Regions from separate parts of the Mus musculus genome. Here region 2 is linked to region 1. A link is a loop called in an ENCODE intact Hi-C map of the cell type or tissue named here. Cell type or tissue: left cerebral cortex. All regions are shown on one strand. Each heading gives the region's core, and the rest is flanking DNA. Links, peaks and the distances in the headings are about the cores only.

Region 1 (5,376 bases), core at 71-5,070:
TTGCCCCACCCAATTCAGTCTCGGCCATCTGAACCCAGCATCTGGCCCAGGAGAACTTTCTTGAAGCACAGACTGCTTTGTCAAAAGCCTTGGGTCACTCGCTGTTGCCTGCAGGAAACTGAAGCCATTGTTGTAGCCTTGACATTGGCTTCGCTTGCTCTCCAGCAAGTGCCCTGAGCTGGGCTCTGCATGTTGGCCTCCTTTCCCAGTGCTCCTCTCCCTCCTCTTCTTCTCTAGGCTCCAAACTGCAGTAGACACCATGGCACACAAGGCAACGGTGTTCCTGAAACTCTGAGCCCTCAGCACAAGGTGTAAGGAACAACTGATGAAACGCCCTTGTGCTGAGCACAGCGTGCCTGGGATGATGTCATCGCTGGGGAGCCTGAGGTAGAAAGACTTGGAATTCCAGGCCAGTATGGCCTACCTACACGTACAGAGAGTTCAAAGTCAACCTAGCTGAAGAACAAGACCCCGTCAAAAATAGAAAAAAAAAAGTTCTATATAATTCTAGAGTCAAGTGACCAAAGGGACTCCGGTGGCAGACAAGGCATGGGAGCAGGGACCTGGAAGGGACTCTACAGGACCTGGGTCTTCTCCTTACTCCCATCCCCAAGCCCTTCTCAAGGTTTCTGTTCCTCCTCTTCCCAGGTGGAAGCCGCTGTTGGGCTTTGTTGCTGTTGTCCAGAAGGCCGTGTGCTTTACTAATGCTGTCAGTAATGCCGTGAGTGTCTGCACTCTGCCCAGAAGAAAACATCTGCTCGGATGAATCAGAGGAAAGCTTTGCTACAGGATAGATGTGGTGGTGTGAGCACTTAATCCCAGCACTCAGGATGGGTGTGGTGGTGTGAGCATTTAATCCTAGCACTCAGGAAGCAGAGGCAGGTGGATCTCTGTGAGATTGAGGCCAGCCTGGTCTACAGAGTGAGTTCCAGGACAGTGGGCTACATAGTGAGACTCTCCTGGGGGGGGGAGAGAGAGAGAGAGGGAGGGGGAGGGGGAGGGGAGGGGGGAGGGGGAGGGAGAGGGAGAGGGAGAGGGAGAGGGAGAGGGAAAGGGAGAGGGAAAGGAGAGAAGAGAAAAGAAGAGCTTTGCTGACTGTAAGGAGAGTTATTGCCCAGCAGGGCCTGGCAATGATGGCCTTGATGTGAGTGCAAACTGAGGTTGAAGAAGTTCTGGCTGAGAAGCAGGGATATGGCTCAGCGGGTCCTCAGCATGAAGCCCAGGGCTGCATTCCCAGCACCTCATAAACTAGGCAGCGGTTCAGGTCTGTAATCCTGATACTCTGGAGATGGATGCAAGAGGACAGGAAGGTCAAGGTTATCCTGGGCTACTTAAGGTAGTCTGAGGTCATCTTGGGCTACATGAAACCTTGTTAAAAAAAAAAAGAAAAAGAGAGAGAAAGAAAGAAAGGAAGGAAGGAAGGAAGGAAGGAAGGAAGGAAGGAAAGAAGGAAGGAAGGGAGAAGCTTTCAATTAAATTTAACACAAGTGTGCCCTGTGACTCTGACTGTTCTGGCCCCAAACCATACTAAAAAGCCATCATGGAGGATCAAATGAGGACTAAATCACATGATTTTTTGAGAATAGACAAGGAGATGGAGGCAAAGATGTCAGCCCAGTCTTAGAATGTAGGAAGGGGACACAGTAGTGACTACTATAGCAGCACAGGATGGAGCAGAGGCCTGTGTCCTGCAGTGGGGTTTGTGGAAGACTCAGGCCAAGCTGCTAGGGTGACGGAGAACAGGATACAAATGAGAGGACTGGTGGAGGCTGGGAAGGCCACGTGCAAGTACCAGGGGGGCAGTGCTGGACACACAATTCCCTGCTCCCCAGGGAACTTGGATGGGCACACCAGGTGCTATGTAGTGAGGGTAGGGGTGAGGGTGAGTGTGGGCAGGAGGGTAGAAGTGTGGGTGGTGTGGTAGATAGCAGTAGAGATACTGAAGGCTCAGCTTCCAGCCCCTCTTCCTCACCCTGCTCCTAGGCAACTGGGCCCATGCCTCCTCCTTTCCAGGCTCATGCCTCCTCCAGGCTGCAGACCCAAGAGCTCTTTTCTGTAGAACCAAGCAAGCTCCAGGAAAGACCTATGGGAACAGATACTTGAAATCCCCAAAGGAAAAGCCAACTGAGGATCAACGCCCTTGCCGGAAGTCCCCATCAGATAAGCTCCACCCAGGCATGTTAGGCGTCATCTCTTCCCCACATAGTCCTATAATGTGGCCAGTGCTGGAATCCCCGGACAATTCAGGAATGCCTCAGTCATGAGTGTCAGGGGCATGCCCGGGGGGGGGGGGGGTGGAACAGGGGAGGCAGCCTCGGAAGAACTCGTCAATTCTGGAAGAAAACTTTAACATTAAACAATCAGACATTTCAAAGCTCATTATCACAAAACAGCAGGGATAAAGAATAGACCCTGGTTAACACAGTGAGTTCCAGGATGGCCACCTGGTGGATAGAGTGCTGAGGTCCCTAGAATCCACATGAAGACAGACATGCATCTTTCTGATCCCAAAACTATGGCGAGACGGGAAACAGAACGTCCTGGAAGCCAACCTGGTGTACTCAACGGTGAAGAAGAGATCTTGTCTCAAACGACATGAGGTGAGAACCGGCACGTGTAACTGTCCTCTAACTGAATGTGAGCTTTGTGGCTCACACACCTGCACCCCAAATTCAAAGGCATGGACAGGAAGGAAGCAACGCGAAGAAGACAAAGGAAGAAGGAAACAAAGGAGATACAGCTCAGTGGTTAGAACACTGTACACTCTTCCTGAGGACCCAGATCCAGTTCCCAGAACCCACAAGGCAGCTTAACAGCAGTTAAGAAGTGTAGTAGTAGTCCTAGAGGATGAGGGCCCTTGTTTGTTCCACAGGATCCTACATACATAGGAGGCACATAGCCTCACGTGCACACACATAGCCTCACGTGCACACACATAGCCTCACGTGCACACACATAGCCTCACGTGCACACACATAGCCTCACGTGCACACACACATAGCTTCACGTGCACACACATACACTCATATGCACACACGTACACTCACATGGACACACATACACACAAATAAAAGATAAACAAACAAACAAGTAAATAGATTTTTTTTTTAAAGGAAGATAAAAAGAGCCAGGCCTAGTGGCACATACGTGTAATCCCTGCACTTAGGAGGCTGGGGCAGGAGGATTACAAAGAGTTCAAGGCCAGGACTACAAAGCAAGACTGTCTCAAAAACTCAAAAAACAACCAAAACGATATTACCTACCAGTAACATCAACACATCTAAACGCTAAAGAAAAACATATACAGCCAGGCAGTGGTGGCGCACGCCTTTAATCACAGCACTTGGGAGGCAGAGGCAGGCAGATTTCTGAGTTCGAGGCCAGCCTGGTTTACAAAGTGAGTTCCAGGGCTATACAGAGAAACCCTGTCTCGAAAAAACAAAAACAAACAAAACATATACAAAGTAAAACAAAAAATGTTTTACACAACCACGATGGTGTTAACAGAAAACTGATATTACTAGGGGCATAGCTTAGTGACATAATACTAGACTGGCACACACAAGTCCCTGGGCTTAGTCACCGTGTCAGCCCTGCCAACAACATAATATTGGCTTCACCAAAGACCGAAGGAAGGCTGGCGAAAAAGAAACGGATCTCACAGATTGGGGCTGCAACTGTAACTTGATGGTTAGGCTGATTCGGTCCTGGGTTCAACGCCCAGCAGGAAAATAAAACTTAAAAGCAGAATAAATGGACGAACATTCTCATCTCCTATAAACTATCAGGCCAACAAACTAGCAGTGCACGCACAAGCAGCATTCTAAAGCCAGGCGTCGGTGCACCTCTGATCCCAGCATTCTGAGGTGGAGGTGAGAGAATCTCTGGAATTTGAGGTCAGCCTGGTCTACAAGTTTTTAGGACCACAAAGGGAGAGCCTTGGTGCTGTGTTGTTTTGTTTTGTTTTTGAGCACAGAGTTTAGAAATGAGAAGAGGCTGAAGTGGAGGGAAACAGTTGAGATGGTTGAGAGAACTGACTTCAGTATCTCTGGGGAACAGAGGGAGGACAAAATTGGGGGACAGGGAACAGCAGTCAGTTCCATCGTGTTCTGTTTAGTGATGTTCAACTTTCTATGTTTTGTGCAAGTATTCAATATTTTCTCATATATATATATATATATATATATATATATACACATATATATACACATATACATACATATACATACATACACACACACACACACACACACACACACACACACACATATATAAACTTTCTTCCTTCACTCCCTGCCACCCAGTGGTCAAGATTAAGCCCGGCCTTGGGTACACTAAGGAAACACTCTACCACAGAGGTAGCCTACAATGTCAGTTGTATACTAAAAATTAATATAAGTAAGGCCTGGGGGTGGAGCTTGGGGGTTGAATACTTGTCCTGGGTTCAATTCCCATCCTCCCCCTCACTCTAGTGAATTTCCTGTGGGGAAAAGAAAAGGAGCAAGAAGCGATGGTTGTGAATGAATTATCTCTAGTTTGGTTTTCTGCTGCTGACCTCATCGGTAGGAAGGCGTGTTCCCTGGAGAAGCCACGCCCACCTGAGGACTTTCGCAGGCAGATTGATGGGTTAGACCTGTGTGAGTGGGAAGAGCTGGAAAGTCACACAAGAGGAGCCAACTTTATCTTGTGCTATCTGAAGTCCTAGCAGCCCTTTACTGCCCCTATCTCCATCTAACCTAATATCCTTTTGACTATCCAGTAAAAATGTTTGGAATGTTTTCTGAGCAGACCAGTAGCTTCAAGATAACATCTGTGGCCAGATGTGGTGTCTCATGCCTGTAACCCCAGCCCTTGAGAGGCTGAGTCAGGCTTGTCAGTTGAAGGCCAGCCTGGCCTACAGAGTGAGACCCTGCCTCAAAAAGACAAAACAACAACAAAAAAAATGTAGCATCTGCAAGCCATGTCCTGACCCCCATGTCCCCATCAAGATATTTAATAAACGCTTCTGTGTACAGCCTTCTTTTGTTCTGTGATGTAAAAGTCCCTGTAATTACTTCTGAGGTTGCCTGTGTTGTTCAGAGAAACCCGGGTCTTCATTCAGGGGCCATAGACACTCAGTTTTGGCTCTCATATTCCCTTTGGGGGTGAGAACTGTTTTACGTCAACATCTCTGTCTCTGTTTATTTTCTTTCTTTCAAAGCCTAAATCTTGACTGGAAAATGTGGTAACATTGCCAGATAAAATACACTTGGGATAGTACTTACACTAAAAAAAATTATCACTGCTTATCTGAAATTCAAGTTTAACTGTGTTTCAGCACCATGTAGGCCTAAATTGAAATGATACAGAGAAATGATCTGTGAAGTGTTCTGTATT
Region 2 (5,376 bases), core at 231-5,230, 51 kb before region 1:
GACACGGCACACGGGACTAGATAAATAATTCAATTTAGCCCCAGCCAGACACTCTGAAGAAGAGGAAACAGCAGATTAACATGACCCCGAGAATGCTTCTTCACCCTGGGTAGCAACTGCTAATGTGCCTGGCTTCCAAGGGCAGCAGAGCCTGCTGCAGGCTCCACCCTCCCCCTCTGGGAGACCGCAGGGTGGTGTTCCAGGCTTTAATTCTTGGTCTGTAAATTGTAGCTGTGAGTAGTGGTGGGAGGGGGGAGCCACCCTGTGTTACCACTGGCTGCTGAGAAGCCCACTCAGGAGTGGTCTTAAGGGACAGACACCGCCCATTCCTGACTCCTGGGCCAGGGAGCCCTAACCCACCTTGAAAGCCAGGATGTGGATCTGGGGATGTGCTTCAGATAGCAGAATGTTTGTGTAGTGTGCACACAGCTCTGGGTTCATCCCCAGCACTACATAAAATGGGGGTAGTGGCACATGCCTGTAGTCTCAACACTTGGGAGGTAGAGGCAGGAAGATCAGGAAATCAGGGTTATCCTTGGCTATATATGAAATCCAGGTCTAGCCTGGGATACTCGAGTCCTTGTTTAAAAAAAAAAATACTGCTTATGTTGGCACATGCCTTTAATTCCAGCACTCAGGTGTCAAAGGCAGGTGGATTTCTATGAGTTGCAGGACAGCCTGGTCTATACAAAGAGTTCTAGGCCAACCAGAGCTAAATAATGAAGCCCTGTCTCAAAAATAAATACTCTAAATAAGTAAATTTATTAAAAATTAAAAACATAAAACAAGCAAACAAGTCAAATAAACAAATGAAAGCCAGGCAGGTCAGGAGCCAAGACACCTTTTACAGAGGTCCCTACCAGGACTTGCATGGGTTCTAAAAACAATAAAACCCAGAGGAAAGTTCATTTCAGCATGCTATGAAAGCCACAGATGGATAGCAATGTCTTCAGCGGCACTCTTTTGGAATGTCATTACAACCCCACATCAAGGGGGGTGGGGAGACAGAGGCGAGGTGGGCATTCAAGTGTCAATAGCCAAACACCTGTGAGGTCTGTGGGGTGGGAGGGGTAGCCACCGCAGCCCCCTAATCCTGGAATATGTCACACTGAGCGTTACTGGGCCAGCCCAGGGTGGAGAGGGTCCACTGGCGGCCATGTTGGGTGAGCCACCGCTGCACTCCGGATGCAGAACAGAGAGCCTGAGAGTCAAAACCGGAACGTCTGTAGGAAAGTGGGCCAGCTACGGACTGGGAGAATTGGCAAGCGGAGCCTGATTGTTAGGGGCTGTGAGTCAGCCTGAGGAGACAATAGGAGCGGAATTCAGAAAAGGGTTTGGCCTGGGATATATATTTGGAAGTTACTCTCTGCCAAATGATGCTTAAAGCCAGGATGCTGGAGGAGGTGATCACGGTGGGCACAGTAGGTAGAGACAAGGTCTCCAAGACTTTGCCTTGGAGAGGAACAGGGGTGGGCAAGGACGGAGCACTAGTTGATGCCGAGGTGGGAGATAGGCCCCTCCCCCTTTATCTTTATTTTTGATACAGAATCTCATTCTGTAGTACAAGCAGGCATGGAAGTCACTATTAGGGCAGGTCTAACTCAAGATCTTCTTGGGTTAGTCTCCCATCCACGACAGAGTTGAAGGTGAAATCTTTTCTTTTTAAAACCTACTTATTTACTTGTTTGTGTGTGTCTGTGTGTGAGTAGGTGGGTGTATACATATGGAGGTCAGAGAACAGCTTGTGGAGCCGGGTCTCTCCATCCACTACACGGGTTCCAGGGATTGAACTGAGACCATCAGGCTTGGCCGCAAGCCCCTTTATCCAGTGAGCCACCTTGCTGACCCAAGATGAACTCTAGTATGTTAAAGAGACAGAGGGAAGGTGAAGTCCAGTGACTGACTGTGGAACTTAAGGATATGGAGAGAGATCCCTTTGATGGCATATTTGGACTAGTGAGGGGTGGGGATGGGGGTCTATGGGAATAAATATGAGACAGGAAGGGAGAAGGGCTTGAAGGAGGCGCAAAGGATCTCCTCCTCCCAGAAGTCTTGTCACAGAGGGGAGAGGAAAGAAGGAAGGTAACTGAGAGCATAAGGTCAGAGGAACTTTTCCCTTCAGAAAGGAAAATCAGAGGCTTTCTGCGTGCTGACGGAAACGATCAGAGAGACAGGGGAGCGTGGTTAGGAGAGGGTGAGCGCTGGTTGGCATGGAGCCCTGGAGAGGCAGGTGGGGTTGGCATCTGGTGCACAGCCGGGTGGAGTGGCACATGCCTGCAATCCCAGAAGGTAGAGGTAAGGAGGAAACTCAGGAGTTCATGGTTAACCTTGGCTTCATAGCAGTTTCAAGGCTAGCCTGAGCTGCGTAAGATCGTGCCTGAACACAGCAGAAGAAAGAAAGAAAGAAAGAAAGAAAGAAAGAAAGAAAGAAAGAAAGAAAGAAAGAAAGAAAGAAGAAACAGGCCTCCCTGCTGGGGGACAAGGGTGGGTGCCGCCTCAGTGGGAGGAAAGGCAGAGCGGATGGGCACAGATGCCGGTGGGTGGGGAGCCGCAGAGCCAGCACAACGTCTGTGCCAAGGGCTTCTATTTTCTTAGCAAAATCGGAAGAGGTTGTCAGCTGAGAGTGAGGTGGAGGAGGAGGTGTGAAGCAGTCGTCTAGGAGAGCGGGTGTGAATAGACTTGAGGGATGGAGCACAGCGGCCGGGCAGTCGTGGTCCTTGGAGTGGGACTGGGGGCTGAGCCTGCAGCTCAAGGGCATGGAGGAGCGAGCATGCCGAGGTTTGGAGTCCTCTAGCTCCACAAAATAGTGAGTGGAGGCTGGTCAGTGAGTGAAGGCTTGTCTTCAGTTCTGGTTGCCTGTGGGACCCGTGTGGGCATAGAGGACTGCATTGATTAGGGCTGTGCCTTTGCCAGATGACAGCACTATAGCAGGATCGATAGATAGGTAATGTTAGGACACAGCCTCCAGGCTGGGACAGGATCGGAGTGGGACACTGGGCAGATGAGAGTCACAGATGTTTGCTCAAATCAGTGGATTTCAGGGTGAAGTGTTGAGTTGGGGAACCAGAGGAGGGTAGGCGGCAGAGAATGGCAGGGCAGTGTCTGAAGTTGAGAGGTGGAAGGCTCACAATGACACACACATAACCATTCCTTGGGAGCCTGGCTATAGGAAGGGAGGCTGAGCTGTTGTAAAGAGTGAAAAGGAGACCAAGGGTGGGGGGTGGGGGGGGGTGGCAGGGATCGAGCTGTTTGTGTACTTGAATGCTGGAATCAAAAATTAAAGGTATGGGGGTACATGTCTTTCATCCTAGCACTCAGCAGTCAGAGGCAGGGGGATCAAACCTCTTTACCATTTTACCAACGAGCTGTTTTATAGCCCCTGCCCCTGCCATCGCTATTTTTTTTTAAATTAATTGTGTATGTGTATGAGTGCAGGTGCTCATGTGTAGGTAGGGAGGTCACAGGACAATTTTCTGAAGATGCTATTCTCACCTTCACCTTGTGTTTGAGGCACAGTCTGTCTTGTTCCCATTGCTAACATGAAGCTGGTGGGCTTGGTTAGAGACTGAGGAATTTCCGGTTTCCGCCTCTCATCTCACCGTGGAATGCTGGGATACAGACGGGCTGTGCGCGCCCCAATGTCATCGGGCTTTTCACATGACCTCCGGGACTAAACATGTGTTGTCATATCAGCAAATGCTTTTATCAGCTGATCCTTCTCGCTGGCCTGTTACTGGTCTCTAAGAAGGAGGATAAACAGGAAGTAATGTAAGAAAACACAGCGAGCTGGACTTGGTGGCATCTGCTGTCATCGCAGCTCTGGGGACGCTGAGGCAGGAGGCTCTCGGGCAAGCTTGGATTTTATAGAGACTATTTTCAAATTAAAAAAAAAAAGACAAAGGCACAAATTTCACAACATACTGGCACCTCTGTGTGTGTGGAGGGGGGGGGGGTGGGAGAACTCGTAATTGAACTTTCCCATGCCTAGATCTGAGGGGCACATGGATTATTCCAGAGAGCCGTTTCCTGTCAGAGCAGAAAATGACGATGACCATCAGAAATAGGGCTGAGAATATGGGAGTGGGGTTCACCTGAGATTCAGAGAGCCACGAGAAAAGGGGCGATGGGAAATGCAGTCTGAGAAGGACAGGGAGTCCCTGGGCTGATAAAGGGCAGGTGTTTGAGTCCCAGGTAAGTATTCATAGAACCAGGACAAAGCTAGAGGAACAGAGGTACGGGACTGGCACTTCATGCCGGTTGAAGGTGGTGTGGGATCTGAAACAGATCTTGCTAAAAGCAGATGTGGCTCTGGCTCCTCCAGATAGAGAATTTATTTATTTGGGGAGATGGAATGAACCCAGAGTCCTACCATTCAGTGCTTCACAGAGCTGATCCTAATACTAGACCACAAATACCACAGTGAGAGAGAAATATCCAGAAGTAGACTTGTACACACAGTACCACATTTGTTTATCTGCATATAGTAAAAGTTTGCCATCAAAATATAGAGATTAAAGAGTGCAGTTTGGGTCTGAGGGACACAATGGGTTAAATGATTAAATAAATCTAGGTTTTCAAAACCTGGTGCAGGTGGATTTAAAAGCTAGCGTTCAGCTGGAGATGCAGCTCAGCTGGTAGAACCCTTGACCTGCACACATAAGCCTTGGGCTGGATTCTCATCACTAAGTAAAATAGGGCGTGGTGCACAGCTGTAATCCCAGTACTCAGGAGGTCGAGGCAGGATCATCAGGAATTCAAGGACATCCTTAACAGCCTAGCAAGTGTGAGGTCAGCCTGGATTATATGAGAGTCTGCTCAAAATCAAAACCAAAAGCTGGAGAGATGTCCCAGCATCCAGAGCGCTTGCTCTTTCAGAGGACCAATATTGAATTCCCAGCATTCATACCCAGTGGCTCACAATGCCAGCTTGCAACTCCAGCTCCAGGGGACCTACCTGGTGCCCTCTTCTGGCTTCTGTGAGCACCCTGCATGCACATGGTGCACATACCTGCAGCTGGCAAAACACTCACACATATAAATAAAAATTTACAAAAATGTGGCACCGCCCTAGAGTCACTCACATGCAGCCCATTGACTCTGAGCAGAAAGTGCTAAACTGCTAAATCAGGGATTGACTGCCAACAAACGATGTCGGGGCTAGTTTCTCAGCTTGAAGCACAATCCATCAGCTCTCTTCCACCACATGAGCTCCGTACCAGTCACCAGCCTCCATTTATGAATCGAAACTATCAATCTTCTTAAAGAAAATTCTAAGAACACAAACTATAACAATTGATAGCTTGGATTTTGTCAATATTAAGACCTGGGCTAGTGCGGAGACTCAGACACCGGCATCAAACCTGGTGACCTGGGTTT

The links. Peaks named below come from ENCODE experiments on the same cell type or tissue, not always from the same donor. Only the 100,000 strongest peaks of a DNase experiment are listed, where the experiment ranks them.
Region 2: a loop joins it to region 1, with 2.1 times the contacts of the local background. A loop is called at or near these places in 4 of 42 quality-filtered maps.

Annotation. Positions count from the first base shown.
Region 1 is chr11:51,947,473-51,952,848 of GRCm38, forward strand. No RefSeq gene overlaps it. Among named protein-coding and RNA genes, the nearest start is that of Gm26061, 14 kb to the right of the region's middle. In left cerebral cortex, for the core only: a CTCF peak has its summit at 2,448 (motif pointing left); no DNase peak of the experiment used is centred there.
Region 2 is chr11:51,896,291-51,901,666 of GRCm38, forward strand. It overlaps Gm39822 (a long non-coding RNA gene), which reads left to right and starts at 1,022. Exons shown (of 3, transcript XR_879835.2): 1 at 1,022-1,421. In left cerebral cortex, for the core only: a CTCF peak has its summit at 2,491; DNase peaks (open chromatin) are centred at 1,285, 2,232 and 2,574; H3K4me3 peaks cover 356 bases; H3K27ac peaks cover 1,436 bases.